Linked DNA regions of Homo sapiens: region 2 is linked to region 1. Evidence: chromatin loops called from intact Hi-C (ENCODE). Cell type or tissue: ovary. All regions are shown on one strand. Each heading gives the region's core, and the rest is flanking DNA. Links, peaks and the distances in the headings are about the cores only. Region 1 has its middle 290 kb from the start of SMIM30. Region 2 has its middle 22 kb from the start of HRAT17.

Evidence for each region. Peaks named below come from ENCODE experiments on the same cell type or tissue, not always from the same donor. Only the 100,000 strongest peaks of a DNase experiment are listed, where the experiment ranks them.
Region 2: it touches region 1 in a loop (4-fold over the local background); 9 of 110 quality-filtered maps call a loop at or near these places.

Annotation. Positions count from the first base shown.
Region 1 is chr7:113,398,900-113,409,882 of GRCh38, forward strand. No RefSeq gene overlaps it. Among named protein-coding and RNA genes, the nearest start is that of SMIM30, 290 kb to the left of the region's middle. In ovary, for the core only: no CTCF peak of the experiment used is centred there; no DNase peak of the experiment used is centred there.
Region 2 is chr7:113,011,681-113,022,663 of GRCh38, forward strand. No RefSeq gene overlaps it. Among named protein-coding and RNA genes, the nearest start is that of HRAT17, 22 kb to the left of the region's middle. In ovary, for the core only: no CTCF peak of the experiment used is centred there; a DNase peak (open chromatin) is centred at 6,031.

The sequences.
Region 1 (10,983 bases), core at 1,655-9,654:
GCATTTTTAATATACTTGTTGGCCATCTTCATATCGTCTTTTGAGAAATGTCTATGCAGGTCCCTTGGCCTCTTTTAAATTGGGTTATTAGTTTTCTTGCTATTGAGTTGTTTGAGTTTCTTACATATATCTTTATATTAACTTCTCATCTGATGTATGGTTTGCAAATATTTTACCCCATTCCATAGTTTGTTTTTCACTCTTTGGTTGTTTCCCGTGTTGTGCAGAAGGCTCAGTTTGATGCAATCTTATCAGTCTATGTTTTCCTTTTGTTACCTGTGATTTGAGGCCATACGGTGATATGGTTTGGATTTGTGCTCCCACCCAAATCTTATGGCAAATTGTAATCCCCATTGTTGGAAGAGGGGCCTGATGAGAGGTGATTGGATCATGGGGATGTATCTCCCTCATAGTGAGTGAGTTCTCACAAGATCTAGTTGACTAAAAGTGTGTAGCACCTCTCCCTTCACCTTATTCCTCCTTCTCCAGCCATGTAAGACATGGCTGCTTCCCCTTTGCCTGCTGCCATGATTGTAAGTTTCTTGACACTTCCCCAGCTATGCTTCCTGTAAACCCTGTGAAACTGTGAGTCAATTAAACCTGTTTCTTTATAAATTACCCAGTGTGAGGTAGTTCTTTATAGCAGTATGAGAACAGAATAATACATGAGTTCATATCCAAAAAATCATTGCTCAGATCAATTTCAAGAAGCTTTTTTCCTATGTTTTCTTCAGTAGTTTACAGTTTCAAGTCTTACATTTAAATATTTAATTCATTTTGAGTTGATTTTTGTATATGGTGTGAGATAATTCCATTCTTTTGCGTGTGGATATTTAGTTGTCCCAATACCTTTTATTGAATAGGCTGTTTTTTCCCCATTGTGTGTTCTTGCCATCTTTATTGAAGATCAGTCAACCATATATGAGTGAAATTTGTGTATATGTGCTTTATTTTGTGTTCCATTGGTTTATATATCTGTTTTTATGTTAGTATTCTGTTTTGATTATTATAGCTTTGTGTTACATTTTGAAATCAAGTAGTGTGGATGCCTCCAGGTTTGTTCTTTCTCCATATCTCCTTGGTTATTCAAGGTCTTTTGTGCTTCCTTCTGGTTTTAGGATTGTGTTTTATATTTCTGTGAAAAATGTCATTGGAATTGTGATAGGCATTGCATTGCTTTGGGTAGTATGAACATTTTAACACAATCAATTCTTCTAATCCATGAACATGGGACATCTTTTCATTTAGTTGTGTCTTCTTCAATTTCTATTATCAATGTTTGATAGGTTTTGGTGTACAGATCATTTACCTCCTTTGTTAAACTTATTCCACAGTAGTTTGCTTTTGGTTGCTATTGTAAATGAGATTATTTTCTTAATTTTGTTTTTTTGGATAGTTTGTTGTTAATGTAGAGAAATGCAATGATCTTTACATGTTGATATTTTTCCTGAAACTTCACTTAATTGGTTTATTAGTTCTAACAGTTTTTTGAAGAAGTCCTTAGCATATTTTATACATAAGATCATGTCATCTGCAAACAGCAACAATTTTACTTCTTCTGTTCTATTTGGATGTCTTTTATTTATCTTTCTTGCTTAATTGCTCTGTTCAATATTTCCTGTATTATATTGAAGAGAAGTGATGGGATTGGGCATCCTTGTCATATTTCTGATCTTACAGGAAAAACTTGTTGCTTTTCACCATTAAGTATGATGTTAGTTATGGGCTTTCATATATATCCTACATTATGTTGAAGTATATTCCTTCTATAACTAATTTGTTGAAAGGAAGTTGAATTTTGTCAAAAATTTTTGCATCTATTGAGATGATTATATGATTTTCATCCTTAATTATTTTCATGTAGTATATCACATTTATTGATTTACATATGTTGAGCCATTTTTGCATCTTTGGAACAAATCCCACTTGATCATGGAATATGATTCTTTATGCTGTTGAATTCAGTTTACTAGCATTTTGTTGACCATTTTTGCATCTTTGTTTATCTAGAATATTGGCCTGTAGTTTTATTTCCTTTTCCTATTCTTGTCTGGCTCTGTTATCAGAGTAATGCTGGCCTTAAAAACTAAATTTGGAAGTGTTCCTTCCTTTTCAATTTTTTTGGAAGAGTTTGAGAAGGTTCAGCATTAAATTTTTTTTATTAAATATTTGTTAGAATTCACCAGAGAAGTCAGTAATTCCTGGGTTTTCTTTCTTGTTGGTTGGAGGTTTTTGGTTATTGGTTTAATCTCCTAACCCATTATTGTTCTGTTTTAATACATATATTTTTGACTCAATCTCTGAGACACTGAAAGTGCCCTGTAAACTTTACAAAATATGAGATTTGTTTGAAATTTGACCATATCAAGAGTATTAATCTTAAAATGAACCTTTATCTTAGGATTAATACTCTGACCATAATGAGTATTAAGATTAAGAGTACCTGAGCATGTTAAGAGTATTCTTTTTTATTTCTATTTTTTTTTTTAGATGAAGTCTCGCTCTGTCATAAGGCTGGAGTGCAGTAGCATGATCTTGGTTCACTGCAACCTCCGCCTCCTGGGTCCAAGCAATTCTCCTGCCTCAGCCTCCCAAGTAGCTGGGACTACAGGTGTGTGCCACCACAGCCAGCTAATTTTTGTATTTTTAGTACAGATGGGGTTTCACCATATTGGCCAGGATGGTCTCAATCTCCTGACCTCGTGATTCACCCACCTTGGCCTCCCAAAGTGCTGGGATTACAGCCGTGAGCCACTACGCCTGGCCAAGAGTATTATTTAAAGCTTAAAGAAAATGGTTCTCAAAACTGCTTGCACTTTTAGAATCCCTATGGAAACTTAAAAGAAACGATGCCCAGAGTCATACCCAGAGAAAATGATTCAATATGTATTCAATAGTACCTGAATATTGGCACTTTGCAAAACTTTCCCCTGCATTTTGTTTTGTTTTGTTTTTTGCAACAAAGGATTGGCACCACTACCTTAGAGGATCCAGGTTTTTGGATTCATTTTTGTATTAACTTACAACACATCTGTTTAATCTAAAAGAAACCCTGATAACAACATGACCCAATGGGCAGATGGCTGGATACTTGTCTGGATATCTTCAATTTTTGTATGTCATGTGGATGCAGCCTTATTTTATCAGCCAACAAGGAGGATTAGTTGGAAAAAATACAAACACATTTATCTCTATCAGAGTAGGAGGAATTACACAATTGGTAGAGTTTATCTTTGACTCTCTAAAGAATAGGTCACACAGTTTTAAGCCAGCCTTGCAGCAGAGATGGAAACATCAGACAAACTGCTTATCTGACATATCCATAATAATTTACCATACCATGCGTTTCCCTACTCTGTTGTTCATTTGCACTGTCAAGCACGATAAGTGAACAAAGATAGACACACTGTTAGCATTTAAATATTACAATGCTTCCCTGTCTTATCATCTATTTTCTTTCCATCCATCTCTTTTCCTTTTTTTCTCCATTTAGCCTCTTTTTACAGCTTCCCTCCTCCATCTTAAGAAGCTTTTAAGAAAATGAGGGTTATTTTTTATTATAAGCAAGTGACACTGTGATGAATTCTTCCATATGATGTATGTAGTGCAGATTGCCTTACTTAAATGATTAATTAAAATTGATCATAAAATAATGCTAACTTACTGAGCCCTCTCCATTACTTTTGAATCCTTTGTTTTTAGAGAAAATCATGAGATGTGCTGCAGCAATAGTGTTAGTCTGTGAGCAAGGAATTCTTTGAGCTGTGGAAGGCTAGAAGCTTCTCTAGCATTTGATGCTTTCAAAGGAGGCAGCAGAATGTCCTTTGGGGACACCCTGCCAGAGTTTATAGATTTGTTTTCTTTTCTATTGGGAAATGTGGCAATTGCATCCTAGGGACTTGGGTAGACATAAAAATGTAGCATTCTAATTATGTCTATATGGATGAAAGATTTATTTTTAGCTCTTTGAACATTTAAATGTGTACTTCTAGTGTTATCTAACAAATTATAAGACACTTTATAAAATGGTATTGTCTTATAATAGATCCTAAGAGACAAGAGAAAAATTGCTGAGGGCAGGATTTCAGGCACTGCAGCCCTTATCTTTACCTGTCATCAAAACCCTCTGTTCTAACCAATTGACTGGAATCCAGCCTATAATGTTATTCGGGAATAAAGACCACACAGTGATTGCTGTAAAAAAAAAAAAAAAGGTAAATATAAACAAATGTAAATTATTGAGAGTAATAATTAAATGTGGCTGAATTTTCCACATCTTCATGTCAGATATTTTAAACATAAATATAGAAGGGGAGAGGGCGGCCCTGGTATTTTTACTTTGTACAGAAGAGAGAAGTGTAGCATCTGTATGACCTTCCGGCTGTGTCTCCTCAATCAGACAAAAAGTGCTAGTAAATTCAGGGTAGTTTGAGGAGTCAGTTTTACTGATTATTAGGTAATTCAATCAAAATGAATGATCTCAATATTTCATTTAGATATACCCTGGAAATCTGACACAGAGACAGAGTAATCAAAAGCTCCTCTGTTTTGGCTACATCAACATCATAATCATAATCAGACATTAATTGATATTTGGACAAGGTGGTAATCACTGGTGCTGTGAAGAGTAATGAAGAGGTATTAGACACATCAGAATAATAATGTGAAAAGAAGGCTGAAATGTTATTCTCCAACAAAGAAGAAACAAATATTCAAAATTGTAAGAAGAAAAATGCTGCAAAGTTACAAGATTCTATGCAGTGTTACTTGGTTTGCAGATGAAGTCAGGACTTACTTGAATCAGAATTACTAAACCCCTAAATAGACCTATTCCTGCTTGCCATGCCCAAATCCCCTCTTGGTTCAAATTTTACAAAAAAGAAGGCATACTACACATTTTTAAGTACACGAGATCATGAGAAAGTATTTAATTTTCACATACTTGTGATTTGGAGAAAGAACTTAACTTTTTTATGAAGCGTGAGAGGAAATTGAGGATGAGCATTTGGATTACTTTCTGACTTGAACACCTGGGAAAGTATATGTATTTTCAAGTATAAGTGAATAGCCCTGGAAACAGAAGCACAACTCTAGGAACAATAACTAGTATTTATTGAGTGCTTACTATGTGCAAGGTGTTGTTCTAAGCCCTTTGCATTAATTAACTCATCTAATCCTCATTACAATCCTATTTGGTAGGTAGTATTATTAACACCATTTTACAGAATAATTAAGATGCACAGGTTAAATAAACAGAGCAAGGTCACAGAGCTGGTAAATGGCACAGTTTGTATTTGAACCAAAAAATTCTGGGTCCAGAGTCTACAAAAAAACTAACACACTAGAGTGCCTTGACGCATTAAGGCGATTTTTAAAAAAATCTTTCTTGTCTCTGGCCAGGATGCTACCACAGCCTTATATAAAGATAGTTACTTTTTATTACGCACATTTCAGATTATCAAAAGTTCAACGTGTATAGTGAAAAGCTGAGCCTAGGTCAAAAAATAATGAGATGATCATCAGCCACCAGAGGGCACATTTGTCTATGGTCTTGAAAGCCTCTGGAGGGAGGGGACGGGGTAAAGGAAGAGGGGAGCTAAGAGTACATGGCCTAGCTGAATTTTCCTGGGCATGAATACCAGCTTGGACCGCAGTGGAAGTGCCAACAAATTATAAGCTTCACAAATCAATGATACAAGTTTTCTGTGGGGGCGGGGCGGGGGGACATAATGTTTATCTATGAAGAAAGGCTTTATTTTTGGCTCATCTGAGGCAACAGGGTTATCAGGCTACACAGGGAATAGGTACAATTCAGGGAACAATATGGGACTGAATAAATAAACATGAGTTTTGCATCTCATATGTTTACTCACTCTATCACAAAGAAGATCCTATGATATGTTCTAAGGGCCCTGGGTAGGGGCTCTCAGGCTAAGGACCATGATGAAACAAACCTTTGCATTGTAATAGACAGTGATGTTGAAGGGTGAATTACTGGTCTGTGTAATTCCAATATAATTAGTCAGTGCTTTCAAAATGGTTGACTGAAGAAGTCACTGTACTTGAGGTCCAAATTAACATAATCTAAATCCTCTAGAGAGGAGATATTACAATTTCCTTTCTCCCATAAGTGTCAGAAGTCAGAAGACTATTGTTCTTTCTAGCGTTTAGCCAATGACCCTTTTTATAACAAATATTTTGTAGTTCTCCCTTTTTCATTCTAAGATGAAATTTTAGATACTATATCTTACTTGTAGTATAAAGATCAATGTAAGAGTGGTGATGGTATCACAGGTGTTTTTCATATATCCAAACCCATCAAATTGTACTCCTTAATACATGCAGCTCTTTGTGTGTCAATTATACCTCAATAAAGCTGTTAACAATCAATATATCTGATTTAATTATAAAAATCAATGAAATAAATTTAAATGAAGTAATACACATTTCAGTATGTAAATATTCAGTCAGGACCACACAAGAAAATAAAATGAAGTAGTAAGATGCTTGCACCTACACATAGAATTCCAGAAATGTGACTGTTCCAAATCCAGATTGATGTAGGTGTATTGAACTGGTTGTACAGGGTGACTCAACCCCCACCAAGTGACACTGCTGTCAGGGACATGATTTTACAAAATTGCAAACAAATCTTGGCTAAAATCCAACTAAAGCAAGGTAAAATCTTCCCACCATTTGGCAAAGACTGGCATTCCCAGAAAAATTATCTTAGGGAAAACTACGCTTATTGTAAAATGTGGTTAGATTCTAAGCTCAGATTATAAATATTTTTTCATCCACGTAAGAGACCAGCAGGACATTTAAAAGTCATTTGGGACAATTCTTGGTCGGTAGGCCTCCTCCACACACTGCAGAACATGTAGTCCTCCCTTGTGAAAAGCAAGTGGTGTCCTCTCTTATGATTACCAAAAATACCCCATGCCTTTCCCAAATCCCTCCTATAGGGGGGCATCACCACATGGAGAACCATTAGTCTGGCTCAAACTTGCTTCAGTCAAGTTTTATTTTTTTCTCTTCTCTTTAGTGGAAATAATATAGCTATTCACCTGCACTCATATAGTAATGACTGCAGACTCTACCTGCTGTACATGAAGGTTATCGTTAAGCTCCTCTTTAACCTTATGAAATGCCAGGGAGGACATTAAATACAAATCTCTCTTTAAAACCGAAGTTGCTTTAAGAATGATTCAGCCATGGCAATAATGAAGGTCAGTTCTTAGAATGTGTTCTTTAGCCAGTGTAAATTCCCAAAGGGAAAAAAGAAAAAAAAATAAGCAAGGGACCATCATGGTCATTTTGAAGGGTAAAGGAATCCAAACTAAGGATTTTATACAGAACACAAGGACAAATGCAAAGCAGTTTTCAGAGGGTCAGTGGCTCTTACAAAGATTATATGGTCAAGTCTGTTTAGCATGAATCTAGCAACAAAAATCAACGTTACATATGTTCTATCAGAATGACCCACACACAAATCTTTTAACTGCCAGACACATTGATAAATCAACCAAGCACTAATGTTATCTGACTCCTTCACAGATAAAGATGCCACATTTTTTGTGGCATCCATAGATTACTTTAGACAGAAATAAATTCCTAGAGCAAAAAAGGATAAGAAAAATAAGATAAAGTATGTGCTATTAAATACATTGAGATTTATTTTCTTCTGTATTATTTGAAAAAGTGCAAACTTGGCGACCTTGTGTTTTGTCAAAGCAGTACTAAACCTTACTTTATTTGTGAAAACAAAATAAAGAATATGTATGGGATATCAGGACACTCATATACTGCAACAACTACATTTATAGAATATTAAATGGAGTATGCCCAAGTGAACAAAAAACTTTATTAGATACAAACAGTACAAATATTCATGCTTTTTAACTCCTTGGCAAGCACTGATATTATTAAAGAATCTCGGATCATAGGTAGATTTTTGAAAGGTTTAAGATACAGACCCCTCAATATGTCATTTATATAGATATGTAGTGACCATGTATGGTTAGTCTACTTAATATGATATGTCCCCAAACTCATTAAATTAGTAGTATGCTTAGATACATCACATTTGTAAGAATTCAAATAAGTGAGCTGCTTGCACAAGGTAAATATACTTAATACTACTGAACTGTTTAAAAAAACACTGAGCAATTAAGTTTTTCTTTTTTAATTAATGTCTGCAGTCAAAACCCTGCACCTTTGAATAAGTGTTAGCCCTGTATGGCACATTATGAACACTGCAGTACAATATCCATTGGAAAGTAAGTGCCATGAGTTCAGGGACATGATCTCTTTTGTTCACATCTATATCCGTAGTGTCTAGAAAATGTCTCTTATAGCAGAAGTTCACAATACTTATTAAATAAATGAATTACTAAATTTCAGTTGCTCCCATGAGCTCCAATATCTTTAAATTCATAATATGATCACTAATAAAATATACTTATTGTTGAGATGAAGTGAGATATGCAGAAATACTTTATAGACTGTATCCATTATGAATTATTATTGTTGTGATATGCTGTTATTTTGATATGTCATTTACCCTTTAAAATAAATTCCTATGTATTTGTCAATAGATGAACAAAAGCCTAGAGTACAAAAAAACACATTCTCTGAAACACTCTCTGTTAGAAATTTTATGATGTCCGGTGTTCCAGATTTCACTGGCCACTTCCTGTCAGTCTCCTTTGCTAGTTTTAACTTTTTCTGAAGAGCTTGGTCTTACACACTCTTTTATATCTTTGCATTCTTTCTTTTGGTGATAATGCTTATTACCATCACTTCACGTAACACTTACATGCTGAGGACCCCTCAGTGATGCCTATTTTACATGTCTCTTCTTATCCATATTTAACTGCTCACCTGACATTTCAAATAAGCTGTCTCCCAGGCATTTCAAACTCCACATTACTGCAACTGAATTTCAGATCTCCACCTCACTCCACCCCATCTCAGTTCAAATTTGTTGTTTCTAAACTTCCCCATCCCAGTAAAGGTTAACAGTGTCCACTCAACTGCTAAGCCAGGAACGTGGAAGTCATCATTAGTTTAATTTTTCTAATCCTTCTCCCTTCCTACAGCTAATTCATCAACATATTATTTGTGTCTACCCTTTGAAATATACCTCAAATCTCTACTTCTGTCTTCCCTGCCAGCGCTCTGGTACCGTCCCTTCTTGCTCAGAGAATAGCACTAGTATCCAACCGAACTTCCTTCTTTAACAATCTATTTAGTTGCCAAAAGGAACATATTAAACTTTAAATCATTTCAGTACCCTTTTGTGCCCTCCCACTGCACTTAGGATATAATCCAAACTTAACATTCCTTATGAAGTTCTGATGATTTCACCATGGTCTATTTTTTATAATCCTATTTCATGTCTCTCTTCTCTTCCCTTCTCTGTTCCAGCTACTGTGGCTTACCCTGTGACCTTTAATCAAACAGATCTCCTTTTTGTTTGTTTCAGGACCATTCTATATGCTTTCTTGGCCCTTAACATCATATCAAATGGCTGGATCCTTCTCATCTCTAAGATCTCAGCCGTGCTTCTCCCAAGAAAAGCTCCTTTTATCTCTTTATCTAAATCAGCCCCTCTCCATGTTGTTCTTCATCACCATGCACTATGTTTTCTCCATGAGAACAACTATGATTTAGAATGATTTATTTGTTTACTCACACAGTGTCTGCCCCCTAACTGTAATTTCAGTGCCTTGAGGGTGGAAAGATGTCTATTTTTCACTATTGCATGCCTGGTGCCTAGAAGTAAACCTGGAATCTCGGAACTGAGTTTCTTAGGAATATTTCTCATACAGCATTCTTCCTTTCCTTCAGAGCACTTATCTCAATTTGTGGTTATTCAATCCTTAGTGTGATCATTTGAATAATGACTGTCTGTCTCCTTTACAAACCTAAAATCTCCATAAGAACAGGAACCATGTTTGATTTTGGCCACTAAAGCCTAGCACAGGGTCTGACATAATAAATATGCAATGCATACTTGTTGGATTTTATTGACCAAAAAGTAGCTTTGGCTTATTGTGATGATTGATTTTGGGTATCAATTTGACTGAATTAGGGGATATCCAGATAGCTGGTAATACATTATTTATTCTCAATAATTGCATTAATTATTCTCAATGTTTTAGTAGGCTCTGAGCCCATCCTTCTTTTGCTAAAAACGAAGCCCAAGTGGTTTGGCATTTGATTAGAATGAGTGGGCTGCCTCAGATGTGTCTGTGAGGGTGTTTCTGGAGGAGATTTGCATGTGAGTCAGTGGACTGAGTGGGGGAAGATCTGCCCTCAATGTGGGCAGGTACCTTCCAATTGGCTGGGGATGCAGATTGAATAAAAAGGTAGAGGAAGGGCAAATTCTTGCTGTCTCTCTTTCAGAGCTGGGATGCCCTTCTTCCCCTGCCCTTGGACATCAGAACTCCAGGTTCTTCAGTTTTTGGACTCCAGGACTTGCATCAGCAGTTTCTTTACCCCCTGCTACCTCTCACCCTTTGCTTCCCGCTCTTAGGCCTTTGGACTTGGACTGAGCCCCCTACCAACTTCATTGGTTCTCCAGCTTATAGTCAGACTATTATGAGACTTCTCAGCCTCTATAATCCAGTGAACCAATTCTCCTGATAAATTCCTTCACATTTGTCTCTATATGCTATCAGTCCTGTCTCTCTGGAGTACCCTGACCAATATATTTATATAAAACGAAATTCTTATCAGATCAACAATCTTAGATTAAATGCAATGATTTTAACCTGACCTGATCATTTTACATGTGTAATTGTACTTGTATTTTTCTATTTACCTCAAAAGTGTGGTATTTCATCTGGTCCTCATTACCTTTAATCTCAAAATAATACTTTTTAAAAATTTTACTTATAAAATCCCTAAATATAAGAAAGTTTTCAGAAAAATATCCTGACAACTGCTCTATTTTCATAAAACCATAGCAAGAAACCT
Region 2 (10,983 bases), core at 1,374-9,373, 390 kb before region 1:
CAGAATGGGAGGAAATATTTATAAACTGTACATCTGGTAAGGGGTTAATGTACTAAATATATAAGGAGCTCACAAACAACTCAATAGCAAGAACACAAGTAACCTGATTTAAAAAATAGGCAAGGCCGGGTGCGGTGTCTCACGCCTGTGATCCCAGCACTTTGGGAGGCTGAGGCGGGTGGATCACAAGGTCAGGAGTTGAAGATCAGCCTGGCCAATATGGTGAAACCCCGTCTCTACTAAAAATATAAAAATTAGCCAGGTGTGGTGGCGGGCGCCAGTAGTCCCAGCTACTCAGGAGGCTGAGGCAGGAGAATCGCTTGAACTTGGGAGGCAGAGGTTGCAGTGAGCCGAGAGCATGCCACTGCACTCCAGCCTGGGAGACAGAGTGAGACTACATCTCAAAAAACAAACAAACAAAAAAGGGCAAAGGACCTGAAAAGATATTTTTCAGATGAAGACATGCAAATGGGCAACTGGTAAGTGAGAAAATGTTCAATGTCACAGAGAAATACAACTTTAAGCTGCAAGGAGATGTCACCTCACACCTGTTAAAATGACTATTATCAAAAAGATTTAAAAAATAAGTGCTGGTGAAGATGTGGAGAAAAGAAAGCACTTGTACACTGCTGGTGGGAATGTAAATTAGTGCAGCCATTAAGGAAACTATGGACGTTCCTCAAAAAATTAAAAATAGAACTACCATATGATTTAGCAATCCCACTTCTGGGTATAATTCCAAAGGAAACGAAATCAGTAAGTTGAAGACATATCTGCACTCTCATGTTTATTGCAGCACTATTTACAATAGCCAAGATATGGAATCATCAACCTAAGTGTTCATCAATGGAAGAATGAATAAAGTGTGGTGTATATACACATGGAATACTATTCAGCTGTAAAAAAATAAGGATATCCTGCCTTTTGTTACAACATGGGTGAACATGGAGGACATGATGCAAAGTGAAATAAGCCAACCAGAGAAAGACTAACAGTGAATAGTCTCACTCATATATGGAATTAAAAGAGTTGCTCTCATAGAAGTACAGAGTAGAATGACGGTTACCAAAGGCTTTTGTGGTTGGGAGATAAAAGTGTTGGAGATATCGGTCAAAGGATACAAAATTTTATTTACACAGGAAGAATAAATTCAAGGTATCTGTTAGAAAACATGGTGACTGATACGGTTTAGCTCTGTGTCCCCACACAAATCTCATTTTGTAGCTCCCATAATTCCCACATGTTGTGGGAGTGACCTGGTGGGAGATGATTGAATCATGGGGTTGGGTCTTTCCTGTGCTGTTCTCATGATAGTGAACAGGCCTCATGAGATCTGATGGTTTTAAAAATGGGAGTTTCCCTGCATAAGCTCTCTCTTTGCCTGCTGCCATCCATGTAAGATGTGACTTGCTCCTCCTTGCCTTCCACCACCATTGCTAGGCCTCCTCAGCCATGTGGAGCTGTAAGTCCAATAAACCTCTCTCTTTTGTAAATTGCCCAGTCTCAGGTATGTCTTTATCAGCAGCATGAAAAAGAACTAATTCAGTGGCTATTGTTAATAATACATTGTATTCTTGAAAAATGCTAAGAGAGTAACTGTATTGTGTTCTCATCATGAAAATGATGAACTCTCTGAGGTAATCCATATGTTAATTAGCTGAATTTAGTCATTCCACAATGTAAATATATTTCAAAACATATTGTACACAAAAAATACATACAACTTTATCTGTCTATTTTAAAAAAATAAATGAGTAAGCTTTTTGCCCCTTTCTTTGCTCATATATTGTTTTGCTTGATGGTGTCCTATAAATCTTGTAGGCTTTCCTCTCTCTTCTTTCATTCTTTTTGCCTCAATCTGGGCAATTTCAAATGCCAAGTCTTCAAGTTCACTGATTCTTTCTTTTGTCTGACCGAGCCTGCTGTTGAAACTCTCCATGGAATGTGTCAGTTTAGTCACTGTGTTCTTCAGCTTCAGAATTTCTGTTTTGTTCTTTTTATGGCTTCTATCTCTGATGAACTTATTTCATGTATTGTTCATGTATTGTTTTCCTGATTTCATTTAGCTTTGAACTGTTTTCTTGCAGCCTTCTGAGCTTCTTTACAATTATTTTGAGTTTTGAGTTTTTTGTTAGGCAGTTCACAGATCTACATTTCTTTAGGGCCAGCTACTGATGCTTTAATTTATTCCCTTGGTGGCATCATGTTTCCCTGATTACTCATGATCCTTTTGGCCATATGTTGGTGACTGCATATTTGAACAAGTAGAGACCTATTTCAATCTTTGTAGACTGGCTTTGGCAGGTAAAGCCCTTCACTAGTCATCTTATCCAGAGGTTCTGGGAAAGACTGTCTGGCAGAGTCTATGGGTTGGGTCCATGGGCAGCAGGTTTATGCTGCTAGGGTTTTGGGCAGGCTAATCTGATACAGATCAGCTGATCCAGGTGGATGGACCTGGAGCTTGGGTCCACAGGAGCTGGCCTGGTGCCTGGGTCTGTGGGGTCAGGCCTGGAGCTTGTCTACTGGGGTGTGCTTGGAGCCTTTTACTAGGGCAGGTCTGGCTCCTGGGTCCATAGCAGCTAACCTGGTTCTGGGGTCCACTGGGGTAGTCATGTCCCCTGGGCCCATGGGGTGGGCCTGAAGCTTGTGTCCACAGGAGCTGTCTGAAGCCTGGATCCCTGAAGATATGGAGGCTGACATGGCACAGGGGTGGTTCTTGAACCCTGAGTCCATGGGGGCTGGCCTGGTGGTGGGGTGAGCTTGGAAGGTCTCAATTTCCTAACTCTTTTTTCTAATTCCCTTTGCTTCAATTTGTTAATTAAAGTAATAACTATAATAATAGTGAGTGTTTTACTAAATGTTAGACACAGTGATGGGCCTTTAAAAACATTGTCTTGTTTAATCATTATAATAAGTTCATAAAGTAGGCATTATCCAATTTTATGGATATGAAAATCATATCTCACAAAAGTTAGATAATCTGACTTAGGTTACCCATTCACCAGGTGGCAGAGGTAAAATTCAAATTTATCTCTGATTGACTTTTATTTGTCTGAAACTCTGAGGATATTTTTTGATGCAGACACTTAGGTTTTCTTAGACTAAGTTTATATGTGACTATGAATTAACTATAGTTAGAGGGTTTGAGATTTGATTTTGGGAAGTCATTAACTATAGTTAGAGGGTTTGAGATTTGATTTTGAGAAGTCATTAACTATAGTTAGAGGGTTTGAGGTTTGATTTTGGGAAGTCATTTTCTTTAATTAATTGTTTTAGTATTGGTTTCATTGTTAAAAGGATGCATAAACTATTTGACACAATTTTCCAGGATGATTTTTGACAGAAATTTAGTCTACCTCCATACTGACTGAATTGGGCATTTTTGACAGCTTCCAATGGTCACATCAGATATTGAGAGCATTAATATAGAGAAGACAACAGGAAGGAAAGAATCACTGGCTTTATATGAAAGGAAATGTACACATGCATATTCCTTGAAAAAGATTAACATTCCATGCTACATTTGCCACCAGAGGGAGTCATATGAATACCATAACATATTGTCAAAGGAAAAGAATAATTATTAACTATTTTCTTCCAGTTTCATTGATATTTTAAGTAGCATTCAGAATCTGGTAGAACTGGTGCGACTATGGGAAAGAACTTAAACATCTCCTTTAATTAATTAATTGATTACATTGATCGTAGTGTTGGGTGAAAAACAGAAGAAACATGTTGCTTAAATTAGTAACACAGGGTGAAAGAAACAACCTAATATACACATTCCAGATTTTGGCAAATGAGCTTAATGTTATGATGAAACTAAAAAATCAAGCTGTGATTTCATTTGTTTTAAAAATAACAATCTACTATTATCAAAACATTGCTTTAAAAATCCTGGAATCAACAAGTTCATTCATGTTTCATTAAGCATATTTTATTTTACTGTTATATTGCCTGTATCAGGATGACTGAAATTGTTATTGTCAGTAAATAAAATAAAATAACAAAGGCTATTTTATGCACCTGTGCTCTCTGAAACCCAGGCCAAGATTTTCTCAATTGGCATACTAGGGGAAAATGTGAATTATTTAGTAGCTGGTAGGTTTGTACTCCAGTTTGCTTTATACCTAGTTTTAGAACTGATTAGTTAATAGCATTTACAGAAAACTTCTATATACATAGCACTAAATTGTCCATTAAAATCGAGATTCAGTAACAGTTAGAAAATGAGTTCTGAAGTGATATTTATGCTTTTATATAGTGGTTTTCAAAATGTGATCACTGGATCAGACCCACCATGATTACCTGGGAACTTATTCAAAATACGAATTCGTGAGTCTCAGTCCAGACCTACTAATTCAGAAAGATCAGAGGTGGAGCCCAGCAGTCTGTGTTTTGACAAGTGATTCTAATTCACACTTTAAGTTTGAGAACCACTGATAATCTCTTGAAAGTAAGTCCAGCAACTTAAGAGAGTTGGAACATGTACTTTCTATATTTTATTACAGCAGTTATTTTCTTATGGGTAAATTTTTTAAAATGTATTATTTAATTTAAAAATTTAAATGAATGATCATGGAAAAGAATGCTTAAAAAGAATAACTTTTTGTAATATCGAATAGACATACAATAATTGAATTTATAAATAATAAACACATGTGTTTGAGAGGCAAGAGTAAACAATATTTACTTATTGTTAAATGAGAGAATTTGTTTTTTCCCCCTCTCGACAAGTATTGCTGCATCCAGAGATAACAATTTACTGATTTTTACATTTACAATTTTGAGATTATATAATTGTTTAAGAACTTTAAAAGAAGATGCTTTAAAAAAGCAAACTTTACAAGGTTAAAGTGAGATTTGCCTAGGAAACTAGAAACAAGGTTAGTATTATGAGATGACTTGATACTTTATGTGCTTTTGTATTGTCTGAATTTTTACAAGATGTATTCATTACAGTGGAAAGTATACTTCTATTAAATAAAGTGTTTTAAAATTATATTTTAAAGTCTAGTTGCAAGCAAGTAACTTGAATGTGACATAAAATAAACCTGCTTTTTTTTAACTTTGGCTGGCCCAATAAGTACTGAATTGCTGATATGATTATTTTGTAACATGTAGGTTATTTCAGATACAGCTAGTCAAGTACAGTGCAATCAAATTATGAGTAGATGGCCCAGTCGATTTTTTGATTGACCTACATGCATGCCATTGATTTCACTGATTATTTAGAATGACCGTAGACATTGATGGATAATTTTGTTACAGTATATTAGGTATAAGATACAAAATAGTAAGCACCCACAGAAAATATAACTGTAAACATTTAGTTGAAGCCCTTCCAATTAGATTGCCACATCAAACTAAAAACACCAATTATTTGCGTTTCCTTAGATACAAAGAATAATGTCAAGATATTCCTTCCCCTGTTTGCAAAAAAAAGTAAGGTTACATACACATTTGTTGAGGATGGGATTGAGAGGTGACAGCGTGCTGGCAGTCCTCACAGCCCTCGCTCGTTCTCGGCGCCTCCTCTGCCTGGGCTCCCACTTTGGCGGCACTTGAGGAGCCCTTCAGCCCACCGCTGCACTGTGGGAGCCCCTTTCTGAGCTGGCCAAGGCCGGAGCCGGCTCCCTCAGCTTGCAGGGACGTGTGGAGGGAGAGGCGCCAGCGGGAACCAGGGCTGCACGCGCGGCGTTTGCGGGCCAGCTGGAGTTCCGGGTGGGCGTGGGCTTGGCGGGCTCCGCACTCGGAGCAGCCGGCAGGCCCTATCGGCCCCGGGCAATGAGGGGCTTAGCACCCGGGCCAGCGGCTGCAGAGGGTGTACTGGGTCCCCCAGCAGTGCCAGCCCACCAGGGCTGCACTCGATTTCTCTCTGGACCTTAGCTGCCTTCCCGTGGGGCAGGGCTCGGGACCTGCAGCCCCCCATGCCTGAGCCTCCCACCCACTCCGTGGGCTCCTGTGCGGCCGGAGCCTCCCGGATGAGCGCCACCCCCTGCTCCATGGCGCCCAGTCCCATCGACCACCCAAGGGCTGAGGAGTGCGGGGGCACGGTGGCGCGGGACTGGCAGGCAGCTCCACCTGCAGCCCCGGTGCGGGATCCACTGGGTGAAGCCAGCTGGGCTCCTGAGTCTGGTGGTGACCTGGAGAACCTTTATGTCTAGCTCAGGGATTGTAAATACACCAATTGGCACTCTGTATCTAGCTCAAGGTTTGTAAACACACCAATCAGCACCCTGTGTCTAGCTCAGGGTTTGTGACTGCACCAATCAACATTCTGTATCTAGGTACTCTGGTGGGGCCTTGGAGAACCTTTATGTCTAGCTCAGGGATTGTAGATACACCAATAGGCACTCTGTATCTAGCTCAAGGTTTGTAAACACACCAATCAGCACCCTGTGTCTAGCTCAGGGTTTGTGAATGCACCAATGGACACTCTGTATCTAGCTACTCTGGTGGGGACTTAGAGAACCTTTGTGTCAACACTCTGTATCTAGCCAATCTAGTGGGGAAGGTGGAGAACCTTTGTGTCCAGTTCAGGGATTGTAAATGCACCAATCAGTGCCCTGTCAAAACAGACCACTCGGCTCTACCAATCAGCAGGATGTGGGTGGGGCCAGATAAGAGAATAAAAGCAGGCTGCCCGAGCCAGCAGTGGCAACCTGCTGGGGTCCCCTTCCACACTGTGGAAGGTTTGTTCTTTTGCTCTTTGCAGTAAATCTTGCTACTGCTCACTCTTTGGGTCCACACTGCTTTTATGAGCTGTAACACTCACTGCGAAGGTCTGCAGCTTCACTCCTGAGCCAGCGAGACCACGAACCCACCAAAAGGAAGAAACTCCGAACACATCCGAACATCAGAAAGAACAAACTCCAGACACGCCGCCTTTAAGAACTGTAACACTCACCGCGAGGGTCCACAGCTTCATTCTTGAAGTCAGTGAGACCAAGAACCCAGCAATTCCGGACACAGGATGAGTGGGTGAATGCCTGAACTTACCTGATCCTTCTGTAGGAAGCAATGACAACTTTTGGTTTTTATTCTTGGTTTTTTTTTTTTTTTTTTTGAGATGGAGTCTCGCTCTTGTCACCCAGGCTGGAGTGCAGTGGTGTAATCCCGGCTCACCGTAACCTCCACCTCCCAGGTTCAAGCAATTCTCCTGCCTCAGCCTCTTGAGTAACTGGGACTACAGGTGTGCACCACTATGCCCGGCTAATTTTGTAGATGTTGGCCAGGCTGGCCTTGAACTCCTGACCTCAGGTGATCCGCCCACCTCGGCCTCCCAAAGTGCTGGGATTACAGGCGTGAGCCACTGCGCCCAGCTATTCCTGTTCTTAAAATGGCCAAATTCACATAAGAGAAAACAAAGTATTGGGCTGGCAATTATCCATCTATAGTCAAACTTCTGAAATCTTAGTAGGTGAGTAATGAGGTCACAATAAACAATAAACTTTCTACAATTAAACTTCTCTGGGCTCAAAATTAGAAGCTCCTGATTAGTCTTTTAAGAGTATGCTCATGATTGTGTGTGGTCACCAGTTGGAGGTTATGTGAAGCACATGTTGTTAGGGCAACATAGTTCCCAGTGAAAAGCCCTGGACTTGCTCTGTAGAATTTAACCTAAACACTTTTCTGGGTGTGTTAACTTTAAGGAAGCTTAAAAATAACACACAGATTGTAAACTCCGAGTTTCATACAATGATGTTCCAAAAAAAGAATGTGCAGGAAAGTTTAGTAAATGATTATACACATGTAAATTATCATTATTCATATGAGCTCTGATTGTTTTCTATGAGTTTCAAAAACATTGCATTTATATTGATTCCTTTTTTTACTTTTGTTTTAGGTTCAGTACATGTGCAAGTTTGTTAGATAGGTAAATTGCATGCCATGGAGGTTTGGTGTACAGATTGTTTCATCACCCGGTTAATAAGCATAGTAGTACCCAATAGGTAGTTTTTTGATCCTCACCCTCCTCACAGCCTCTACCCTCAAGTAGGCCTTAATGTCTGTTGTTCCCTTCTTTATGTCTATATGTACTCAATATTTAGCTCCCACTTATAAATGAGAACACACAGTATTTGGTTTTCTGTTCCTGTGTTAGTTCATTTAGGATAATAGCCTTCACCTCCATCCTTGTTTCTGCAAAGGACATGATCTCATTTTTTTTTAAAGCTGCATAGTATTCCATGGTGTATATAAAATATACACCACATTTTCTTTATCAGTTCTACCATTGATAAGCATTTAGGTTGATTCCATGTCTTTGCTATTGTGAGTAGTGCGGCAGTGAACATCTGTGTGCATGTTTCTTTATGGTATAACAATTTATATTTCTTTGGGTATATATCCCATAATGGAATTGCTGGGTCAAATAATAATTATGTTTTAAGTTCTTTGAGAAATTACCACACTGCTTTTCACATGGCGGAATGTATTTACATTCCCACCTGCAGTGTGTAAGCATTCCCTTTTCTCCACAACCTCACCAGTATGTTATTTTTTTACTTTTTAGTAATAGCCATTCTGACTGGTGTGAGATGTATCTTATTGTGGTTTTGATTTGCATTTCTCTAATGATCAGTGATGTTGAACATTTTTTCATATGCTTGTTGGCTATATGTATGTCTTCTTTTGCAAAGTGTCTGTTCATGTCTTTTGCCCTCCTTTTAATAGGATTGTTTGTGTTTGGTTGTTAATTTGTTTAGGTTCCTTGTAGATGCTGGATATTAGACCTGTATCAAATGCATAGTTTGCAAATATTTTCTCTCATTCTTTAGATTGTCTGTTTACTCAGTTGATAGTTTCTTTTGCTGTGCAGAAGATCTTTAGTTTAATTAGCTCCCATTTGTTAATTTGTGTTTTTGTTGCAATTGCTTTTGGCATCTTCATCATGAAATCTTTGCCAGTCCTATGTCAAGAAAGGTATTTTCTAGGTTAACTTCTAGAGTTTTTACAGTTTTAGGTTTTACATTTAAGTCTTTTATCCATCTTGAGTTGATTTTTGTATGTGGTGTAAGGAAGGGGTCCAGTTGCAATCTTCTACATGTGGCTAGCCAGTTATCTCAGCACTATTTATTGAATAGGGAGCCCTTTCCCCATTGCTTGTTTTTGTCAACTTTGTTGAAGATCAGATGGTTGTAGGTGTGCAGCATTATTTCTGGGCTTTCTTTTCTGTTCCATTGGTCTATATGTCTGTTTTGTACCAATGCCATGCTGTTTTGGTCACTGTAGCCTTGCAGCAGAGTTTGAAGTCAGATAATGTGATGACTTCTTAAAGCACCCAACAAAAAGAGTTACAAAACTTCCTGTGAGTTACCTAAAGGAAGCAATATACCCTGGTGATGAAGAACCTGGGTTTTTAAGTCAGGTTTGATTTAGCATCTCTATCATGTATAAAATGTGTGGCATTGAATAAGTATAGTTTCATTTGTCCTCTGCTCCCATTGTTTTATTCATAAAATGGAAATGACAATAGCTAATTCTTTTTATTTACTTTTACCTTTTAAAATGTGTGTGGGTATATTGTAGGTGTATATATTTATGGGGTACATGAGATGTTTTGATACAGGCATGCAATGTGAAATAAGCACATATGGAGAATGGGATATCCATCCCCTCAAGCATTTATCCTTTGAGTTACAAACAATCCTATTACACTCTTTAAGTTACTTAAAAATATACAATTAAGTTGTTATTGTCTATAGTTACCCTATTGTGCTGTCAAATGGTAGGTCTTATTCATTCTTTCTAATTTTTTGGTACCTGTTAACCATCTCCACCTGCCCCCCACCCAACCCTCTACTACCCTTTTCAGCCTCTGGTAACCATCCTTCTGCTCTCTATGTCTATGAGTTCAATTGATTTGATTTTTAGATCCCATAAATAAGTGAGAACATGTAATGTTTGTCTTTCTGTGCCTGGCTTATTTCACTTAACATAATGATCTTCAGTTTCATCCATGTTGTTGCAAATGACTGGATCTCATTCTTTTTTATGGCTGAATAGTACTCCATTTTGTATAATACCACATTTTCTTTATCCATTCGTCTGTTGATGGACAGTTAGGTTGCTTCCAAATATTAGCCATTGTAAACAGTGTGGCAACAAACATAGCAGTGCAGATAATCTCTTTGATATACTGATTTTCTTTCTTTTTGGTATATACTCAGCAGTGGAATTCCTGGATCATATGGTAGCTCAATTTTTAGTTTTTTGAGGAACCCCCAAACTAACTATTCTCCATAGTGGTTATACTCATTTACATTCTCACTGGTAGCATACAAGGGTTCCCTTTGTCCACATCCTCAGCAGCATTTGTTATTTTCTGTCTTTTGGATATAAGCCATTTTAGTTGGGGTGAGATTATATTTCATTGTAATTTTGATTTGTGTTTCTCTGATGATCAATGATGTTGAGCACCTTTTTATATGTCTGTTTGCCATTTGTATGTCTTCTTTTGAGAGGTGTGTTTTCAAATCTTTTGTCCATCTTTGATCAGATTATTAGATTTTTTTCCTAAAGAGTTGTTTGAGCTCCTTATACATTCTGGTTATTAATCCCTTGTCAGAGGGGTAGTTTGCATATATTTTCTCCCATACTGTGGGTTGTCTCTCCACTTTTTTTGATTGTATCCTTTGCTGTGTGGAAGCTTTTTAACTTGATGTGATCCCATTTGTCCATTTTTGTTTTGGTTGCCTGTGCTTGTGGGGTATTACTCAATATTCTTTGCCCAGACCAATGTCCTGGAGATTTTCCTCAAAGTTTTCTTGTATTAGTTTCATAGTTTGAGGTCTTAGACTTAAGTCTTTAATCCATTTCTATTTTAATTTTGTATATGGAGAAATATAGGGGTGTAGTTTCATTCATTTGCATATAGCTATCCAGTTTTCCCAGCACCATTTATTGAACAGACTGTCTTTTCTTCAGTGTATGTTCTTGGCACTTTTGTCACAAATGAATTCACTGTAGGTGTGTGGA